2 separate regions of the Homo sapiens genome follow, and region 1 is linked to region 2. Evidence: chromatin contacts called from ENCODE Hi-C data. All regions are on one chromosome and are shown on one strand. The core of a region is the stretch at or near the end of the contact, and the rest is flanking DNA. Distances in the headings are between cores, read along the strand shown. Region 1 overlaps BDP1 (BDP1 general transcription factor IIIB subunit). Region 2 has its middle 39 kb from the start of CARTPT.

Evidence for each region. Hi-C counts contacts between places; a loop is a spot of excess contacts on that map. Pooled maps may share reads with other maps.
Region 1: a map of Panc1 shows a loop between it and region 2 (5-fold over the local background). The contact joins two enhancer-like sites. A Hi-C loop is called at or near these places in 5 of 168 maps with a recorded cell type or tissue (Calu3, GM12878, HCT116 and 2 more) and 3 of 50 pooled maps.

What each region holds. Positions count from the first base shown.
Region 1 is chr5:71,497,212-71,501,110 of GRCh38, reverse strand. It overlaps BDP1 (BDP1 general transcription factor IIIB subunit), which reads right to left. Exons shown (of 39, transcript NM_018429.3): 13 at 3,685-3,841. Among named protein-coding and RNA genes, the nearest start is that of BDP1, 44 kb to the right of the region's middle. Within about 2 kb of position 1,535, at least 2 of the 41 ENCODE cell types and tissues checked have a DNase peak (open chromatin) inside an H3K27ac peak, as active enhancers do.
Region 2 is chr5:71,756,388-71,760,289 of GRCh38, reverse strand. No RefSeq gene overlaps it. Among named protein-coding and RNA genes, the nearest start is that of CARTPT, 39 kb to the right of the region's middle. Within about 2 kb of position 2,314, at least 3 of the 41 ENCODE cell types and tissues checked have a DNase peak (open chromatin) inside an H3K27ac peak, as active enhancers do.

The DNA of each region.
Region 1 (3,899 bases), core at 286-2,785, 260 kb after region 2:
TTTTTTTTTTTTTTGAGACAGGGTCATGCTCTGTCGCCCAGGCTAGAGTACAGTGACATGATCATAGCTCACTGCAGCCTTGACCCCCAAGGCTCAGGTGATCCTCCCACCTCAGCCTCCTGAGTAGCTGGGACTACAGGTGCACACTATGCCCAGCTAATTTTTTCATTTTTTGTAGAGACCAGATCTTGCCATGTTGCCCAGGCTTGTTTCAAATTCCTGGGCTCAGGTGATTAGCCCGCCTCAGCCTCCCAAAGGGCTGGGCTTACAGGTGTGAGCCACCACACCTGATGTACATTTTTTTTTTTTAAGAAAAATGGAATCACACTAAATATTTCAGAAAAATATTTCTGAAATGTTAATTACCAAAGGATACAAAACTGTATTGAAACCATGATTCAGTTGTGTAAAAGAAAATCTGTAAGGAGATATGTGAAAAGATTGGTTGCAAGGGAATAATGAAATTACAAGTATTAGAAGGAATGGCTGGGCATGGTGGCTCACGCCTGTAATCCCAGCACTTTCGGAGGCTGAGGCAGGTGGACCACCTGAGGTCAGAAGTTCGAGAGCAGCCTGGCTAACATGGTGAAACCCCGTTTCTATTAAATATACAAAAAATTAGCCGGGCATGGTGGCGCATGCCTGTAATCCCAGCCACTCAGGAGGCTGAGGGCAGGGGAATCGCCTGAACCCAGGAGGCGGAGGTTGCTGTGAGCCGAAATCACACCATGCACTCCAGCTGGGGCAACAAGAGTGAAACTAAACCTCAAAAAAAAAAAAAAAAAAAAAAAAAAGAAACAAGATTACAACACTTCAAAGAAAAAAAGGTAAAGAAAAAAATTACAAGTAATTTTTGTTTTAACTTTTACATGAATCTGTATTTTCCAAATTTTCTACAATTCAATAAACATAAGATTAGAATAATGTAACTGTACTATAAAGATTATGATAAAAGATATTTCACAAAACAGGAAAAGAAGCAAACCAACATCTTAAAAAGTGTTTTAGTTTAAAAAAAATGGTAACAATAGAATTCTGGAAAAGTTATAAGGAAACAGAAAGATTCATTTAGCAATGTAAATAGATTATTTATGACTGTCAGTTTCACAATGCATAACAATTCAGGAGACTCAGACATACCAGAAAATTTTTTAAAGTAATAAAAATAACAAATAACAAAAGACAATGCATAACAAGAATCACAAAAATATTTAAAACATTATTTGACCCAACGATCCCACCCGTCTCTAGAAATTTATACTTTGTTTCCTTGAGAAAGCCTTACTTACAAAATTGTTTGCTTCTAATGTACAAGAGTTAAAAAAACAAACAAAAATAGAAACAATCTGAACATCCATTAGTAGAGAACTGATTAGGTAAATCAATAACATGTTAACATGACACAGCTATTAAAAAGATCAATTGGACCCAAAAAAATGTAAATTAATAGTTTCAGAGGAAAAGGGTTTTTTTTTAATTTTTTATTTTTTTGAGACAGAGTTTCGCTCTGTTGCCCAGGCTGGAGTGCAGTGGTGCAATCTTGGCTCAATGCAACCTCTTCCCTTCCGGGTACAAGTGGTTCTTTTGCCTCAAACTCCCGAGTAGTTGGGATTACAAGCATGTGTCACAATGCCCAGCTAATTTTTTTGTATTTTTAGTAGAGATGGGATTTCGCCATGTTGGCCAGGCTGGTTTCAAACTCCTGGCCTAAAGTAAGCCACCAGCCTTGGCCTCACAAAGTGCTGGGATTACAGGTGTGTGCCACCGTGGTCAGCTGAAAAAGGTTTTGGCAGGGCACGGTGGCTCAATATGGTGAAACCTAGTCTCTACTAAAAATACAAAAATTGGCTGGGCATAGAGGCGCGCGCCTGTAATCTCAGCTACTTGGAAGGCTGAGGCAGGAGAATCTCTTGAACCCAGGAGGCAGAGGTTGCGGTGAGCCGAGATCACGCCATCGCACCACAGCCTGGGCGACAGGGCGAGACTCCGTCTCAAAAACAAAACAAAGAAAAGAAAAAGGTTTTAAACATTATACACATTATGGTTAAAAATTATAGAAATGTGTGCATACATAGATAAAGTTATTGGCCAGGCATGGTGCCCTCATGCCTGTAATCCCAGCATTCTGAGAGGCCAACGCACACGGATCACTTGAGGTCAGGAATTCAAGACAAGCTTGGCCAACATGACAAAACCTCGTCTCAACTGAAAATACAAAAATTAGCTGGGCGTGGTGGTGCATGCCTGCAATCCCAGCTACTTAGGAGGCTGAGGCACAAGAATAGCTTGAACCTGGGAGACAGAGGCTGCAGTGAGCCAGGATCATGCCATTGCACTCCAGCCTGGGCGACTGGGCGAGATCCTATGTCAAAAAAAAAAAAAAAAGACGGCAGGCGTGGTGGCTCACGCCTGTAATCCCAGCACTTTGGGAGGCTGAGGCAGGTGGATCACATGAGGTCAGGAGTTCGAGACCAGCCTGGCCAACAAGGTGAAACCCTGTCTCTACTAAAAATACAAAAATTAGCCAGGCATGGTGGCAGATGCCTGTAATCCCAGCTACTTGGGAGACTGAGGCAGAAGAATTGCTTGAACCTGGGAGGCAGAGGCTGCAGTGAGCCAAGATCGTGCCACTGCACTCCAGCCTGGGCAACAGAGCAAGACTCCATCTCAAAAAAAAAAAGAAATAAAGAAAGAAAAAGAATAAAGAAATTTATTGACCAGGTGAGCTGGCTCATGCCTATAACCCCAGCACACTGGGAAGCTGAGGCAGGAGAATCACTTGAGGCCAGGAGTTAGAAACCAGCCTGGTGAACACAGTGAAACTCCATTCCAAATTTTTGCTAACTTAAAACAGAAAATCAGGCCGGGTGCGGTGGCTCACGCCTGTAATCCCAGCACTTTGGGAGGCCAAAGCAGGCAGATCACGAGGTCAGGAGACAGAGACCATCCTGGCTAACGCGGTGAAACCCCATCTCTACTAAAAATACAAAAAATTAGCCGGGCATGGTGGTGGGCACCTGCAGTCCCAGCTACTCAGGAGGCTGAGGCAGGAGAATGGCGTGAACCTGGGAGGCAGAGCTTGTAGTGAGCCAAGATCACGCCACTGCACTCCAGCCTGGGAGACAGTGAGACTCCGTCTCAAAAAAAAAAAAAAATTATCTGGGTTTGGTGGCACACACCTGTAGTCCCAGCTACTGGGGAGGGTGATGTGGGAGAATCACTTGAGCTCAGGATTTCGAGGCTGCAGAGAGCCATAATACTGCCATTGCACTCCTGGACTCTGTTGCCTGGGCAATAGAGCAAGACCCTGTCTCAGAAAAAACAAACAGAAAGTTTGTAAAAGACAAACAGAAATGAGACTGCCTGTGTGTAGATGAGAATGTTGTGGGCAGAATTTAATATATAGCTGGTTTATGAAATATTTTAAATAAAAATTTTATAGAAGTAAACAGAAGACAGATTTATCACCACTGAGGATATCTGAAATGATTACATCCCAGGTTAAAGAAAATGTGTAAACAGGAGACTAATAAGATACGAACAAATCTAATGTTAATGTAAGTTCTTGTATCTGTTTTAATATCAGTAACAGTACTTTGTAATTTCAAGTCAACAACTTTTATTCCCAACTATCTAAAGAAAATTTTTATAATTTTAATTTCCATGAAATCTCTTACCCCATACCTTTTCAACTGAAGTTTTTGAATGTGAATTCTTGCTCTCTGACTCTGTTTTGCCTTGTGAAAGAACTGATTTCTTCCCAGCCCTTGACAAATTGGGTTTAGGTCTTTGGAAGCGACCTCTCAACATTGGTTTAACATTTTCTGTTTGATCAATTTCCCTGAAAAATTAACATTATTTAAATAGCATCAAACATGCAGTCATGTCCAAATGAACTT
Region 2 (3,902 bases), core at 1,065-3,564:
TTCAGGACATAGACATGGGCAAGGACTTCATGTCTAAAACACCAAAAGCAATGGCAACAAAAGCCAAAATTGACAAATGGGATCTAATTAAACTAAAGAGCTTCTGCACAGCAAAAGAAACTACCATCAGAGTGAACAGGCAACCTACAGAATGGGAGAAAATTTTTGCAACCTACTCATCTGACAAAGGGCTAATATCCAGAATCTACAATGAACTAAAACAAATTTACAAGAAAAAAACAAACAACCCCATCAAAAAGTGGGCGAAGGACATGAACAGACACTTCTCAAAAGAAGACGTTTATGCAGCCAAAAAACACATGAAAAAATGCTCATCATCACTGGCCATCAGAGAAATGCAAATCAAAACCACAATTAGATAACATCTCACACCAGTTAGAATGGCGATCATTAAAAAGTCAGGAAACAACAGGTGCTGGAGAGGATGTGGAGAAATAGGAACACTTTTACACTGTTGGTGGGACTGTAAACTAGTTCAACCATTGTGGAAGTCAGTGTGGCGATTCCTCAGGGATCTAGAACTAGAAATACCATTTGACCCAGCCATCCCATTAGTGGGTATATACCCAAAGGATTATAAATCATGCTGCTATAAAGACACATGCACACGTATGTTTATAGCGGCACTATTCACAATAGCAAAGACTTGGAACCAACCTAAATGTCCAACAACGATAGACTGGATTAAGAAAATGTGGCACATATACACCATGGAATACTATGCAGCCATAAAAAATGATGAGTTCATGTCCTTTGCAGGGACATGGATGAAACTGGAAACCATCATTCTCAGCAAACTATCGCAAGGACAAAAAACCAAACACCTCATGTTCTCACTCATAGGTGGGAATTGAACAATGAGAACACATGGACACAGGAAGGGGAACATCACACACCAGGGACTGTTATGGGGTGGGGTGAGAGGGGAGGGATAGCATTAGGAGATATACCTAATGCTAAATGACGAGTTAATGGGTGCAGCACACCAACATGGCACATGTATACATATGTAACAAACCTGCACGTTGTGCACATGTACCCTAGAACTTAAAGTATAATAATAATAAAATTTAAAAAAAAAAGATGGGCAAAGGACCTGAGAAGACATTTCTCAAAAAAAAAAAAAAAAAAAGACATACAAATGGCCAGCAGGTATATTTTACAATGCTCACTTCACTCACTAATCATCAGGGAAAGGCAAATCAAACCCACAGTGAGATACCATCTCACATCTGTTAGAATGTTTATTATCAAATATATGAAATATAACAAGTGTTGGTAAGAATGTGATGAAAAGGGAACCCTTGTACACTGTTGGTGAGAATGTAAATTAGTATAACCATCATGGAAAACCGTATTGAGCTTCCTCAAATATTAAAAATAGAACTACCACATGATCCAGCAATCCCACTACTGGGTGTACATCCAAAGGAAGTGAAATCAGTATGTCTCAGAGACATCTGCATTTCCATGTTCATTGCAGCACTATTTACAATAGCCAAGTTAAGGAATCAACCTCAGTGTTCACCAGTGGATGAATGGGTGAAGAAAATGTGGTATATATACACAATAGAACATGATTCTGCTTTGAAAAGAAGAAAATCTTGTCATTTGTAACAACATGGATCAACCTGAAAGACATTATGCTAAGTGGAATAAGCCAGGCCCAGAAAGACAAATACTGCATGAGAGGTTCCATTTATATGTGGAATCTCAAAAAGTAGAACTCATGGAAGTAGAGAGTAGAATGGTGGTTGCCAGGGGCTGGAGGGCAGGGAAGTGGGGGTCTGTCTGGGGACACACAAAGTTTCAGTTAGATAAGAGGAATAAGCTCAAGAGATCTATTGCACATCATGTTGACTATAGTTAATAATAATATATTGCATATTTGAAGTTTGCTAAGAGAGTAGAGTTTAAGTTTTCAGCACAAAAAAAAATGCTAAGCATGTGAGGTACTGCATACGTTAATCTACTTGATTCAGCTATACCATAATGTTTACGTATATCAAGACATCATGTTATACACCATAAGCATATACAAGTTTTATTTGTCAATTTAGAAAATAAAAAATCACAGCTGAAACACCTATATGGCTTGGGTAGATCCTGTCCCTGACTGCGGTGTTCTCTTTCTGCTGCAGAGGGCAGTGGAAGACCAGTCTCTTCGGTGCCTGGCCTCAGCATTTTAGAGCAGGACTACTCAGAACTGCGTCAAGGCCAGCGTTCAACGTGACAACTCTTTCTTCCACGGCAGGTTCATCGTGAGGTTAAAGACCCATGACCCCAGAGACTGGGCCTGTTTCCCTGCTCTTCCCATATGAATCAGACATTAAAAGCAAGAGCTGCTAAAATAAAAATGATTAAGCCCTGCCAAGTCTGTGATTCTGGAAGTGGTGAATATGACGTTTCTTAGGGGTGGGGGTTCTGGGGATACGTCTACAAGTAAGTCCTCTTCCTGTCTGTGGCACAGCCTTCTTCACACCCAAGAGGGGCACCTTTATTCCTTTCCACACACACAAGATTTTAACCGTAGCTGCTTTCCTTAGAATAATGCCTCTCATGCTAAACAGATTCCTCACTATCGTCTCACTTTCCAGCTGAGAACTGGTGGCCCTGCATCCAGAGCAGGCACATGGCTCCAGAACGGCTCTGGACACTGCTGTGGATCCAAGCAGCAACTACCCTCTTGCTGTTGTTACTAGTTGATACTTTGCAGAAATGGCATCAGACCCCTCCTATGGATCTTGACTTTCCTGTTGTTCAGTCGGCAGTGGGTTGCAGATACTTTTCATGCAGCTTTACGAACCTATGGATCTGCCTCATCCTCTGCACCTGTTGTACCCATTCCCTATGTGCTCACATTAAAGTGCTCCCCTGCCAATGAATATTTGGGCTGTTTCTATTCTGGGTTGTTTTTTATTTTTAATTTTTGTAGGTACATAGTGGGTGTATATATTTATGGGGTACATGAGATATTTTGACACAGGCATGCAATGTGTAATAATCACATCATGGTAAATAAGGTATCCATCTCCTCAAACATTTATCCTTTGTGTTACAAACAATCCAATTACACATTTTTAGTTATTTTAATGTAGAATTAAATTATTTTTTACTATAGTCACTCTGTTGTGCTAGAAAATACTAGGTCTTACTCATTCTTTCTATTTTTTGTACCCATTAACCCTCCTCACTTCCTCCACCTCCCCCTACTACTCTTCCCAGTCTCTGGTAACCATCCTACTCCCTAGCTCCATGAGTACAATTGTTTTAATTTTTAGCTCCCACAAATAAATAAGAATATGCAAAGCTTGTCTTTCTGTGCCTGGCTTGTGGTTTTTTGTTTGTTTGTTTGTTTGTTTGTTTTACAGAGTCTCACTCTGTCACCCAGGCTGGAGCGCAGTGGCATGATCTCAGCTCACCGCAACCTCTGCCTCCCAGGTTCAAGCAATTCTCCTGCCTCAGCCTCCTGAGTAGCTGGGATTACAGGTGAGCACCACCACACCTGGCTAATTTTTGTATTTTTAGTAGAGACAGGGTTTCACCATGTTGGCCAGGCTGGTCTCAAACTCCTGGCCTCAAGTGATCTGCCCACCTTAGCCTCCCAAAGGGCTGGGATTACAGGTGTGAGCCACCAGGCCCAGCTGATTGTTTCTAGTTTTTATTATCATAAATAATATTGCACTGAATAGCTGCACATCTGTAAATATTTTGCCACAGTACGTTCTAAGAAGTAAAATTGCTGGACATAAGATATACAACTTTAAAATTTCAATATGATTTTAAGCCTCTCTCCACCTGACCTTGGGCATGATGAGCAGATGGAAAAAGGTCCACAGAGCCCAGCAGCAACATGTCTAGGACACCTCCGCCTGCACAGG